2 separate regions of the Homo sapiens genome follow, and region 2 is linked to region 1. The links are chromatin contacts, found by Hi-C in ENCODE. All regions are on one chromosome and are shown on one strand. Each heading gives the region's core, a stretch centred on a gene start or an enhancer-like site at or near the end of the contact. The rest is flanking DNA. Distances are from core to core; before and after follow the strand shown. Region 1 holds the start of PRKCZ-AS1 (PRKCZ antisense RNA 1). Region 2 holds the start of MMEL1 (membrane metalloendopeptidase like 1).

Region 1 (6,576 bases), core at 1,796-4,295:
CCTGCATCCGGTGGCAGGGCTCACCGTCATCACCCCAACAGTGCAGGGTGGTCTCAGGGACCTCCTCTCATCATTGCCAAGAACTGGCTCCAGGATGTTTCCATGTGGCCGGCTAGTATGGCCAAAGTGGACCCTGGCGTGCTGTCCCCTTGGACGCCTCCAGGCCCTGCCCAGCACGTGGGGCTCGTCCATTCTGTGCCTGACCATGCTCTGCCATGCGGGGCCTAGCCCAGCCCCCCAGCCCTGCTGCTTCTCCCCACCCCACCCCCGCCACCTCCACCAAGCCACCAGCATCCTGCCTGGCCCTACGGACAGCAGGGTCGTCCTGTGTCCAAAAGCCTCCTCCCCCTCAGCCCCTTCACTCGGGTCTCATGGGGCCCCTCTGTGGCCCCCAGCGCACAAGGCACACACCCACTATGGGGCCTTTGCACAGCTGTGCCCTCCCCAGGCTCCAGCCCTCACCTCCCCCAGGCTATTTCTCAGATGTCCCTTCAGAACTAGAGCCCTTGGGCCCCCAGCCCCATTGACACGGAACGGGCCCCCTGTTGTATCTCAGGTCACTGCTGTGGTTGCAGCCACAGGGGCAACACCTGTTACTGCCACAGCGTCCGACCTGGGGCCAGCGTGCATTCAAACGCACTGCTCTGAGAGGCCAGGACGTCCATGGGTTGGGCGCAGGGGGCGGCGGTGGGAAAAGGTGTCAGGCACCATGGGTCCCGACCTGGAGCCCACGTGCCAGCTGCAGAGATGGGCACTGAAGGCTTTTGAGCAAGAGGAGGAGGTAACGCTGGCCCCTGGGGATGCTGTCAGGGAAACTGAGGCAATCTTGAGCCCTCGGAGCAGAGAACGGGCTGGGCCAGGGGCTGGAGGACCCTGGGCCAGCTCCAGCTGGGTCCTGCTCTGTTCCCACCCCTGCTGCTTATTAAACCCTTGTAAAGCAGCACAGGACTAAGGTAGGGAAAGTACTTTAGGAAATGCCCCTTTTTCACATTTTATCGGCAGGTGTTTCATACAAAGAATACAAGTAACTGATGAATGAAGGGGGCATCTTGTGTCCCCACAATCCTGCTGTGCGCACACCACAGGTGAGCCGTTCTGCCTAAGGGAACAGCCCCGGCCCCTCCCTCCGGCTCCTCCCCAGCACCGTCTCCTCCACCCAGTGGCCTGGCCGTGGATGCTGCCTGTGGCCCAGCTTTGAGACACCGCCCTGACACGTGTCCAGCCTTACGTGGAAGGATTTGTCTGTTTTGTGGCATCCTAGTAGATGCCACGTTAGTAGATGCCATGTTAGTAGAATGGATGTGGGCATTTCTTTGTAAGTTCCCAAAAGCCTATGAGGGTTTTTTCCACGATTCCGTTCCCAGTTTGGCTTTTGTTGTTGTTGTGGCTGTTCTTGGCCCCCCTGGGCCCTGCAGTGGAGTGGGGGGCTGCACCTGGGAGCCTCGAGCTGAGGCCCAGCCCCTCCTGCCCTGCATTTTCCTGCCAAGCAGCACCTGAGACTCTGAAGCCGATGCCTATACAGGCAGAAACCTGCCAATTCCAGCTTGAACGACTGGAGGGTCCTGAGGATGGGGGTCCCTGGGGTGCCATCATGGGCAGGGTGCATCTGTTTGGGTATGCTGCCCCCCAGCTGGCGGGGCACCGGGGACAGGCACAGCCACACTGGGGGCATTTCTGGTCTTGGAAGCCTTCTTGGCTCTTCCGGAGGGAAGGCGGCTGCTGGGTGCCCTGTGATCCACCCGCGAGCTGGGCTGTTCGGCTTGGTCTGCAGGGGCTGGGGGGCTGCATTTCTTTTCACCAGCTGCACCCACCCGGCCCCATCCTGGCTGGCACCGAAGGGAGCAGCGCGCCGTGACATCCTCCCCTCAAGCCTGGTGAATGGTGGTTCCATGAGGCTGGAGTCAGTGGGTGCCTGTTGTGACAGCTGGATTTCAGTGTTGGTACAGGAGCACACACCTAAGGGGCGGGCCAGTGAATGAGTGTGCGAGGGTGGGCTAGAGAACGAGCAAGGGAATGAGAGAGAGTGGGTTAGAGAGTGAGTGAGCCAGTGAATGAGTGAGTGAGCAGGAGTGGGTTAGAGAGCGAGGGAGTGAGTGAATGAGTGGGCTAAAGAGGGCCGGGCGCGGTGGCTCACGCCTGTAATCCCAGCACTTTGGGAGGCCGAGGAGGGCAGATGATCTGAGGTCAGCAGTTCGGGAGCAGCCTGGTCAACATGGTGAAACCCTGCCTCTACTAAAAATACAAAAACAAAATTAGCCAGGCGTGGTGGCGGGCGCCTGTACTCCCAGCTACTCAGAAGGCTGAGGCGGGAGAATGGTGTGAACCTGGGAGGTGGAGCTTGCAGTGAGCCGAGATCGTGCCACTGCACTTCAGCCTGGGAGACAGAGCGAGTCTCAAAACAAAAACAAAAAACAAAATTAGCTGGGCATGGTGGTGCATGCCTGTAGTCCCGGCTACTCAGGAGACTGAGGCAGGAGAATAGCTTGAATCGGAGTCAGAGGTTGCAGTGAGCCGAGATCGCGCCACTGCACTCCAGCCTGGGCAACAGAGCAAGACTCCATCTCAAAAAAAAAGTGGGCTAGAGAGTGAGTGAGTGAATGAGTGAATGGGAGTGGGTTAGCGAGGGAGTGAGAGGGTGAATGGGAGTGGGTTAGAGAGGGAGTGAGAGGGTGAATGGGAGTGGGTTAGAGAGTGAGGGAGTAAGCGAGTGAATGTCTCTTGGTGCTGCTGTAACAGAATACCTGAGCGAGCCTGGGTAATTTCTAGGGAGCAGAGTTCTTTCCCAGCTGTGGAGGTTGGGAGTCCAGGGTCATGGTGCCAGCAGGCTTGGTGTCTGGTGAGGCCTGATCTCTGCTTCCAAGATGGCGCCCAAACACTGCATTCCCCGGAGGAGAGAGGGGAGGAAGGCCACGTGTCCACATGGCAGAAGGCAGAGAGGAATCCATGCCCAAGCTGTCTTGACAGCTACAGGAGTTTGTCTGTGAGGGCGGGGCTCCCATCAGGTTCCACCTCTCTACACTGTTGCTCTGGGGAATGAGTTTCTCACTGTGAATCTGGGGGGCACATTCAGACCCTATTGTGGGTGAGTGGGAGAGCATGGCTGTGTCACTGGGACAAGTGGCCATGAGTCGGGGGAACTGAGGGGTTTTCAGTGTCCTCACCCGTATGTGTTGTGGCACCTGTGCCAGGCACCAGCGTTCTGCCCTCCCCGGCACAGGCGCATCACCGAGTCCCAGGCCCGCCTGCTGGGCATTTTCCTGCCAAGCAGCACCTGAGATTCTGAAGTCGATGCCTGGATAGGCAGAAATGGGCCGGCAGGAGGCTCCTGACAGACGGGTCTGTGCAGTGCCAGCGCAGGCAGGGTGCTGTGGCCAGGTCCTACACCTTTATGGTCAGGGTTCCAAGACGTCATGAGACGGCTTGTTCAGCCAGTTAGTTGTCGGTGCCCCTCTGAACAAGGACCCCCCCAAGGAAGGGGGTGGCCTCGCATGGGTGGCTGGGGATCCTGCTCCGTCCCACATGTGGCCAGCATGGCCGACACTGGCATTTCTCAGCTCGACAACAATTTTTCTGACTTTGGATATTTTCTAGATTTTGTGTTGTAAGAAAAAACACTTGGCAGTCAAATACTAGGCAGATTGAAATGCTGACTTTCTCACTGTTTCATTTTGTGATTGAAGTGCGTGCAAAACACTCAATCTGGTAGGGATGATGCCCGCGCGGAGCTGACCCTTCTCCTATTGTTTTTCCAAGCTGGAGAAGAAGCAGGCGCTCCCTCCATTCCAGCCACAGATCACAGACGACTACGGTCTGGACAACTTTGACACACAGTTCACCAGCGAGCCCGTGCAGCTGACCCCAGACGATGAGTGAGTCCCACTGGGTGCGGGTCCCTGGAGCACCCCTCGGGCAGCCCCATGGCAGGCCGGCACCTTGGGCAGCTGGTGACCCAGCCTGCCCTTGAGTCCCACCCGCCTGGTGTCATCTCTCCAGTGGGCGTTGGGGGAGGATTCTTATGCGAACGTGACTCCGCTTCCCCCAAGGGAATGAACACACGGTCACCCCCCTCCCCCCTGCCACCTTTGCCCACAGGGATGCCATAAAGAGGATCGACCAGTCAGAGTTCGAAGGCTTTGAGTATATCAACCCATTATTGCTGTCCACCGAGGAGTCGGTGTGAGGCCGCGTGCGTCTCTGTCGTGGACACGCGTGATTGACCCTTTAACTGTATCCTTAACCACCGCATATGCATGCCAGGCTGGGCACGGCTCCGAGGGCGGCCAGGGACAGACGCTTGCGCCGAGACCGCAGAGGGAAGCGTCAGCGGGCGCTGCTGGGAGCAGAACAGTCCCTCACACCTGGGCCCGGGCAGGCCAGCTTCGTGCTGGAGGAACTTGCTGCTGTGCCTGCGTCGCGGCGGATCCGCGGGGACCCTGCCGAGGGGGCTGTCATGCGGTTTCCAAGGTGCACATTTTCCACGGAAACAGAACTCGATGCACTGACCTGCTCCGCCAGGAAAGTGAGCGTGTAGCGTCCTGAGGAATAAAATGTTCCGATGATGTGGAAGCTCCTCTGATGCCTTTTTTCCGTGAGTGGCGCCTGCCCCACATCTCAGACGCAACCCACACGTAGGGGGGCAGCTTAGGAGCCAGCGGGACACAGGTGGGGGCGGGAGTTGAAGTACCTGTGGGGACACACCGCAATCAAGAATTGTTTCCTAAAAACCCCGGTAAGTTCCTGTTGTTCTTCCTGCAGAGTGTGTCCCAGCCGCTGTGGTCTAGGGTGAAGTGACACCTTAAGCAGATGGCAGCTGGGCCAGCCAGCTCACTGGACCGATGGGGGAAATTGGATCATAGAGATTCTAAAACGTGGCCCACCAAAGCACAGTAGACCAAAAAAGAGAAAAAACTGAACACTAAATCTGCACAAATCATTTCTGACCACACTAAGCAGTGCCTGCACGATGCCTCGTGCGACGCATTTGATTTTTGGAAGATATTCTTATCTGTCACACAGCACTGAGAGTTAGGGAAAACTAAAAGATGTGCATGTGACGGACCCCAGCCTTAAAGTTGAACGTGATGACCCTACAAACACCCAGAAACACAGGCACTCTTCCCAGCGGCGCGGACCTCCTGCTCCCGGGAACACACCCGCGCTCTCCGTCCACCCACCCCTCAGGTGAAGGCACAGCTGTCCAGAGCTGAGGCTTCCTAGAGGCAGGGCTGCCAGCTGCCAGGTGTCAGGTGTGGCAGAGCCGTCTTCTGAGCTCCCTGGGAGAGGGGGTCGCGCCACCTCATGCCTCTGAGTGAGGCCTGGTGCACAGGTGTGGAAATTGCCACGCAGCCCTCTTGGCCAGGCGCAGAGACCCCAGGCCTCCATGACTCAGGGGCCGCTCCACCCCATTGTGCGGCTGGTGGCTTGGGGAAGAGAGACGTAAAACCCCAAGTTAGGAGGTCTGTGCCGCGCCTTGCCTTGCCTCAAGGTCATCCCCAGCAGGTGAGCGTGGCCCACCCTACACACTCAGGTTTCTCAGGGTGCCACTCCGTGCCTGGCGCTCAGCACGACATGGTGGATTCACACCCAAGCCCCAGGTGCCAGGACAAGAATGCCAGCGCTGGGCATACTGCCGGCCCATTCCCCCCGGCCCGAGACCCTGGACACCCGCCCCCCCCCGGCCAGCTCAGGCTTCTAGGTGGAATGTGGAGACGGGTTTCAGCCACACTCCCAACCTTAGCTGTTGAGACTCAACTCCAAAGACGGAAAGTTAGAAACCCCAGGGCAGAGTCCAGGAGCCGACCTGGGTCTCACACAGGTGTCCCAGACCAGCGTGGGGATGCCCAGGTGGCCAGGCCCAGCCTGCGGCCGCTGAAGTTACACCTGCCGGGTGAGTAGGGCTGCCGGGACCCCACCTTGAGTGGGAGACCCCCAGTGTATCCCAGAAGTGGTTAACAAGCAAACTGCTTTCCATGAGCCTCCTTGATTTGTTAAATATTGAAGGCACTTACCTAAATACTGCCGTGTTGCCAGTAGCGTGCCGGTTACCAGTTTGGCCGTTCTTGTACACAATATGTGAGTAATGCTGTGCTCATCAGAGGGGAGACTTTTATATTCAGTAATTTGTTTTATAAATTAAAGTGAAGGATGTATTGAAGTGTGGTTTGAAAAATCCTGATATTTGCTAATGGCTCCGGTCACGACGGTGTCTTTTGGAAGTGGTTCTCGAAAACTCTGGTGACTTGGGGGCTGCACAGTGGGCCTGCGTGGGCGTGGTGCGGGGCAACTGCCCATGGAGCCCGTGGCTGGCCGGCTCTCCTGTGGATGACACTCACCCTTGACTGCCAGGGTCATTCAAAGTCTTGCACATCCATGAAAGACTTTAATGGAAATGTTCACATTATTATTTTCATTAAAAGCAGGTGTTTCCAAGAAGCAAAGGTTTCTGAAGCCATTTTCTTTTTTTTTTTCTTTTTCTTTTTTTTTTCTTTTTTTTGAGACAGAGTATTACTCTGTAGCCCAGGCTGGAGTGCAGTGGCGAGATCTCGGCTCACTGCAACCTCCACCTCCCGGGTTTAA
Region 2 (6,576 bases), core at 3,547-6,046, 450 kb after region 1:
AGACCCTAGAGGGCCAGGGGCTGCGGTCTGGGCAGCAGCCACACTGTACAGTGGCCAGCCATGCAGCCCCGGGCCGGGACGCCCTGCACATCCACAGGCAGCACCCACTTCTGCTTCACAGACACAGCCTCCCGCAGGGGTGGAGGGATGGTCCCAGGCAGTGCGCAGGGCTCCAGACATGAGGGGGCATTCTAGTAACACAGGCTGAGGCGCCCCATTGTTGGACCTGGGGTGCGAGGTCCGCCATGAGCTCTGAGTCCGGTGCCTGCCACGGTGGGAGCGCCCTACGCACCTGCCCCGGGGGTGAGCATTGCTCCCCGATGTGTGCGCGCTGCCCGGTCTCAGAGGGACCAGGGCTGTGCCTGCGGAGGGGCTGGCAGGGGCGGCTGGAAGGTGACCAGGTCTACGGGTGCCTGGGAGCCCCTGAACCAAGAGGGGAGATCAAGGGAGGGGCCGGCGTGGGGGCGGGGGGAGTGTTCCCGGGACAGCCGGGGGCGGGGGGAGTGTTCCCGGGACAGCCCGAGGTTCCAGCGAGCAGCCCTGGCCACGCCTTTGTCTCCGTGGGACCCCAGACTGGCCCCTTCCCGCCGTGGTCCCGTGACCTGACCCGGCCTTGAGCGGGGCGGGGGCGGCAGGACCCTCAGGTCTCTCCGCAGGATGGCAGCGGGGGAGTGAGGCAGCCAGGTGAGCCCGGGCGGCGGGAGGGACACGGACGCCGGTGGTCCCCAGCCGGGGCTGCGCGGCCAGGCAGGGAGGGGGTGGGCGGAGGGGCGGGCGACGGGTCTGCGCCCCCCACCCTCCGGGAGTCCGGCGGAGGCGGAGGCGGAGGCGGAGGCGGGCGGGTGCGGAGCTGCAGAAGCAGCGCGCGGGAGTCGGGGCCGGGGCAGAGCTTTCTGGAAGGGACCGCGGGCTCCCTGCAGGTCAGTGCCCCTCCCGCCGCCTCTGAGTCCGCAGCTCGGCCCCGGGAGCCCCTGGGTGCCCAGTGCAGACCCACCTGCCCCATCTGACGGGCGGGCTCGGGCTGGGGGCAGGCGGACCCTGCAGCAGGTGCAGCGGGGCGAGCGCGGAGAGCGGGCACGGGGACAGGCGGGGGCGGGGCACCCGCACTCACCTCTGCGGTCGGCGTAGAGGACACCCAAGGCCACCAGGGCAGCGGTCACCAGCAGCAGCAGCAGCAGCAGCCCCCCCTCCAGGAACCCCGGGCGCTTCTGCCCTGCACGGCCGGCGCTCTCCACCATCCCCACTGGGCCTTCGGACTTCCCCATCAGCAGGGCTCTGGACGGGAGAGCACCGCGGAGGAACCTGCAGGCCCAGGGCAGGGGAGAGGGGAGAGGGGCGTGGAGCTCCCCGAGCCCGGCCCGAGGCTGGAAGGGCCGGATGCTGGCTGGGAGCGGGCGCTGGGTGCCTTTGGAACACTCTTCCCGTCTCCCTCTCCAAGCTCACAACCCTGGGTGACTGGGTCCCGGGACTTTCCACACTACCCCTGGGCCGGAATCTCTGAGTGCATGGAGGTTCTAGGACTGGGATGCTCCCAGCTTGGGGTCGCAAGCTGGACCCAGGAGGCTCAGCTCCTGTGCTGTCAAGGGACTCCTGTAGTGGAGCCCCCCCCCTGGGCTGCTCATGCTGGTTGTCTTGGAGCTGTGGGCCTGAGCGCTAGGTCAGGGACGCTGTCGGGGAGGCCACTTGGGCTTCTGGGCTCCCAGCCCACCTTTCCTGTTGAAGCCCAGAAGCCAGTGATGGGCGACACCAGAACAGTAGGTACCCACACAGGCGGTGACTACGTGGGCCAGGAAGGGATCTGCAGGGCCAGGCAGGCTTGAGTCTCAACCCTGGCAGCCACCTGGCTGGTGTGCAGCTCTGGTCGTCCCCTGACCCTGTTACTATGGAGGGGACACCTTCTGGAGCCAGCAGGGCAGTGGGCAGCACTTGAAGACACACACGGCTGGGCACAGGCTGCTGCTGTAGGCAGGACAGGGAGCTGGGCAGGAAGGGTTGGGGCACAGGACACTGGACTCAGGAGGCTCCCAAGTCTGCGTGCTCCAGTGTGCGTGTATGTGTGGGAGTGTGAACCTGAGTGTACACATGTGTGCAAATGAGTGTGTGCATGTAGTTGGGCGTGTGCATGTGTATGACTGTGCGTGTGTGCATATGTTCTGATGTATGATCGTGTACACACACGTGTGCACATGTTCTGGTGTGTGCATGTGCATGACTGCATGAGCGTGAACGTGTGTGTGCGCTCTGGTGTGTGCATGTGTGTGTGTGCACGTGTGTGCGTGTGCTCTCGTGTGTGCGTGTGCATGATTGCGTGGATATGCACTGTCTACGCTCATGTGTGCATGTGTGTGACTGTGAGTGAGTGTGCACGTGTGTGTCCTCGTGTGTGCATGTGTGTGACTGCACGTGTGTGCCTGTGCTCGCGTGTGTGCGTGTGCATGATTATGTGTGCGGATATGCACGTGTGTGCGTGTACACTCGTGTGTGCACGTGTGTGACTGTGTGATTGTGCACGTGTGCGTGTGCTCTCATGTGTGCATGTGCATTATGTGGATATGCACGTGTGTGCCTGAGTGTGCACGTGTGTCCTCTCGTGTGTGCGTGTGCATGATTATGTGCGTGGATATGCACCTGTGTGCGTGTACTCTCGTGTGTGCATGTGTGTGACTGTGCATTGTGTGCGTGTGCTCTTGTGTGTGCATGTGCATGATTGTGTGCGTGGATATGCACGTGTGTGCGTGTACGCTCGTGTGTGCACGTGTGTGACTGTGATTGTGCACCTGTGCGTGTGCGCTCATGTGCATGTGCATGATTGTGTGTGTGGGTGTGCACGTGTGTGCGTGTGCTCTGGTGTGTGGCTGTGCATGTCTGTGTGTGTGTGCACATATGTGAGCACATGCATGGATGTGCACATCCCTCGCTGGCACTCGGAGCCCTGCTGGGAAGTTGCCCGGTCCTAGGGAAGCGGCTGGGTGCTTTGGCCTTCCAGCACTTTCAGTCGTCACACGCAATCACACACCTGCTGTGCTGAGCCCCAGCTTAGCCCTGTACCAGGCAGGGCGGATAATGTGGGAGCAGCGAAAGGAAGCCAGGCCCAGTCCTGCCTGTGGGTGGGTCAGGGACTGGCTGCTGAGACTGCCAGCACCTGGGCTAAATGTGCTTCCGCCCCCCTGTACCCCACCGCCCCCCTGCTGTGGACTTTGCCTGAGTTCTGTCCCTGACTCCCTGGGAGATCCTAGATGTCCCTTAGCCTGTCTGGGCAACACCCTGCAAAGGTGGCTGGGCCAGCTCATTTCAGCGACTCCTCCAGAGATCCCTGACCTCTGGCTGTGTGAGGAGCGGGGACGGGGACCTGGACCTCACTCCTCTCCTCCAGGTCCCTCGCTCCTCCCTTCCTGTCCCCTCAGCCACCTCTCTCAGTCCCTGGCTCTGTGAACCGCAGCGTTCATGCATCCACACACCCTCAGATGCTTCCTTTGACGCCCTCTGCTGTGCCCCTAGACACCCCTATCCCGCCACTGGCTGAAGCTGGACTTTGGAGCCATCTGCCTCCCTTGCCTGCGTCCACACCCCGCGCCAGTCCTCAGCCTCCAAGCCCATCTCAGTCGGACCCTTTCTCATTCCTGCCACTCGCTGCCTGTTCCAGGCCCCACCAATCACCTCCCCCTGAGGGGTCTGTCTCACCCACTGATCCCCACCACAGGGGCCCAGGGGCCTGTAACTAGAATCAGAGGCCGTCACTCCCTGGCCCCTGGTAGCCAAACCCTTGGAGGAAGAGCCGGGCCTTGCCCTGATGTCAGGACCCTCTTTGGCCCTCCTCCCCTCTCACTATGCCCTCCCCTTACCCTCAGGCAGGCCCACCAGGTTTCTCCCCCCACCCTCCCCACCCACCCAGGCAGGCCTCCCAGATTCCTGCCAAGCTCCCCTTCCCAGTGGGGCCTTCCTTGGCTCGGCCTCGGGTTCAACTCGGGGAGCCCCAGCCCCTCCCCTGCTCTGTGTCTCTCCAGGGACTCCCAGCTCCACCTCCACATCTCCTCGATACTTCTGCAGCCCCCTGGGAACGTCAGCTCCACGGGCAGGGGCACCCTCTGTGGGGGCCGCTTCACCTAGACTGGCACCCCCACCCCAGAGACCTCGGTCATTATCTGTTGGGTGAATGAATGAATGAATGATGAATGAATGGATCAATCATTTGGACAAGTCTGAGCTCAGCTTCCACGAACTTCTTTCTTTGGTCAGAATTAATGAATCTGCTCCTGCGTCCTGAATTCATTCTGTCCTGCAGGTATCCACAGACGGCTCCATGTGCCCCACGGCACACACAAAATAAACACCTTCAAATTGAGCCAAGTACCCGGGGCAGGTGTGGAGTGTCTGCTGAGGCGAAGGCACTGCGGCTCCCTGGGGACACTCGTGGCCTCTCCAGGTTACTACAGATGGGGGACAGCGGGTCCTTTGGGTAAGATAAACCGTATGCCAGAGGGGGCTGCCTGCCCTGGCACAGGCGAGACTGCACACAGGACGCCCTGCCCAGCCTCCTGAGAAAGGGGCTGAGCGCCTGGAGAGGGTTTCAAGGCCCAGGAGAGGGCCTGGAGAGGGTTTCAAGGCCCAGGAAAGCAGGCCGGGTACCTTCCTTCAGCACAACTCACCTTTGCTCACTCAGGAGTGGCTGCCGCCCACAGTCAGGCCCCTGGAGACTGGGTCCCAGTGGGTTGGAGTTGGGGTGAGCTGGGCCAAGTGGGTGGATTTCCAGGGACTGGGATGGGAGAGCAGTGGCTTGGGGCTGAGTTGAGGCTGCCTGAAGGCTTCTGGGCCTCCTTTGTGATGCAGGCATGGGCTCCCTGGAGGCGGTGACTCCTGCTCACAGTCAGGAGGTTCCACTGGGGGTGTGGCATGGGGGGAGGGGCTGAGGGCAGCTTCTTGGCACCCGGGCTGCCCTGCCTCATGGGTGCCCTTCTCAGGGCCTCTGGCCCCGCCTCCCAAGCCGCCCTCCTTCCTTGCTTCTGTCTCCTGACCTTTCAGTCCAAAGGGGCCCCAGGGGCTGCTGGGAGGAAGGTCAGGCCCTTGTCCTACTCCACACCCTCTGCTCTGCCCCTAACCACCCGGTGGGGGGTTACAAAGGCCCCACCCTGGGTGTTCTTTCTCTTCAATCTCCAAGGAGGATGGTGGGTTCTGGGGATCTTGCCAAGGTGCAAGGGGAAGGGGTGGTCCTGAAGGGGGTGGGCGCTGGCTGCCAGGAGGGTCCCACCCAGAGATACTAGCCTGGGTTTGGCTGCTTCCCTCTGCCCACAGAAAACTCATGAGGTTCAGACCTCAAGCTACAGAGGGTGGGCAGCCCTGGCCGGGGAGCTGGCAGAAGGGCTCTGTGGCTTCTGAAGGGTTCGCAGTGATCAGAGTGTGAGCCCTGCACCCAGCCCTGCTTGCGGACGGGGGTTCTGGGCAGAGCAGTCTCTGTCTGATTCTCCAGGCCTGATGAGGTTTCTAGCTTCTGTTTCAGAATCCCCAGAACGAGTCCTCCTGCCCAGGCCTTGGGCATGTGTCAGGGCATCTGGGCAGGGCTGGGCCACAGAGCTAGGGGTCCCACGGCAAACTGCTCCTCACGGCCGCCCCGGCCAGGTCTCCCACGCTGAGTGCTGTTGGAAGCTTTGTCTATGGCCCTTTAGGTTGGCCAGGCCCTGGGAGGAGAAAGGCTTCGAGCTGCAGCCAGGCTGGGATCAGATCCCAGACACCACCCTGAGCCCGGGAAGTCTCTCCCTGGGGCCCGCTGGCTGTCCTAGCAGCCCCCTGCCATCACGCCCAGCAACCAGCCCAGGAGCTGCAGTCTGGCCTCAGGCTGCCTGGGTTGCTGGCCCAAATGGAAACAATGTCAAGGCCAGCCAAGCAGGAAGCTGGGACCGCCCTTTCTGGGGAGCTGGGAGTGGGCCAGGGTCCAGCCTGGCTGGAGGCTCCTGCTATGGGGAGAGGCCAGAGCCTTTCCGAGCCCACCTGCCCGACAGCCCTGGTGCCAGCAGGCCCTTTCTGGATGTCACAGTGTTCTTGTCTCTAAGGTACAAATCCACAGAGGGAGAAACAGATGCAGGGGCCTGGCCTACTCTCAGCAGGGGCTCCCTGGACTCTGAACCGACTCCCCAAGGCTGGCCCTGTGCATGCTCCTCCTTCCCGAACCCCAGGCCTGTCCAGCCCAGCAGCCCCCAGCCTGGCCCAAGGCCACCTGGTGACCTGGGCTGCCAAACTTGGGACCCCTTATTCCCAGGTTCTCCCTACTTCTAGGTGACAGCAGGAGGCTTGGGTCCTAGCCTGGCACCTGCCAGACAAGAGAAACTGGGAAAGGAGGCTAAAGGCCAAGGAGGCTGCAGACCCCGAGACCTACCCCGGTCACTGGACACTCACAGATTTGCAGGTGCCCAGGGCAGTGCAACCCAGCCGCCCCAAACACCTGCACAGATGACTCTCTCCCCAGACACCCGCACAGACCGTCCCCCCAGACACCCACACAGACCATCCCCCCAGACACCCACACAGACCATCCCCCCAGACACCCACACAGACCATCCCCCCAGACACCCGCACAGACCATCC

The links. A loop is a pair of places that touch in the nucleus more often than their neighbours do. Pooled maps may share reads with other maps.
Region 2: a pooled map shows a loop between it and region 1 (2.6-fold over the local background). The contact joins the promoter of MMEL1 here to the promoter of PRKCZ-AS1 in region 1. A Hi-C loop is called at or near these places in 7 of 168 maps with a recorded cell type or tissue (B cell, aorta, cardiac septum and 4 more), 10 of 37 single-sample maps with no recorded cell type and 25 of 50 pooled maps.

What each region holds. Positions count from the first base shown.
Region 1 is chr1:2,180,830-2,187,405 of GRCh38, forward strand. PRKCZ-AS1 (PRKCZ antisense RNA 1) reads right to left here and starts at 3,046. Exons shown (of 2, transcript NR_146290.1): 1 at 2,742-3,046; 2 at 965-1,912. PRKCZ (protein kinase C zeta) reads left to right here. Exons shown (of 18, transcript NM_002744.6): 17 at 3,754-3,869; 18 at 4,093-4,566. The coding sequence ends at 4,180. It also overlaps a transcript of FAAP20 not described here.
Region 2 is chr1:2,628,220-2,634,795 of GRCh38, forward strand. MMEL1 (membrane metalloendopeptidase like 1) reads right to left here and starts at 4,797. Exons shown (of 24, transcript NM_033467.4): 1 at 4,647-4,797; 2 at 1,112-1,302. The coding sequence starts at 1,265. MMEL1-AS1 (MMEL1 antisense RNA 1) reads left to right here and starts at 537. Exons shown (of 3, transcript NR_183343.1): 1 at 537-684; 2 at 4,283-4,456. RefSeq lists a silencer at 1,051-1,345 and an enhancer at 2,527-3,027.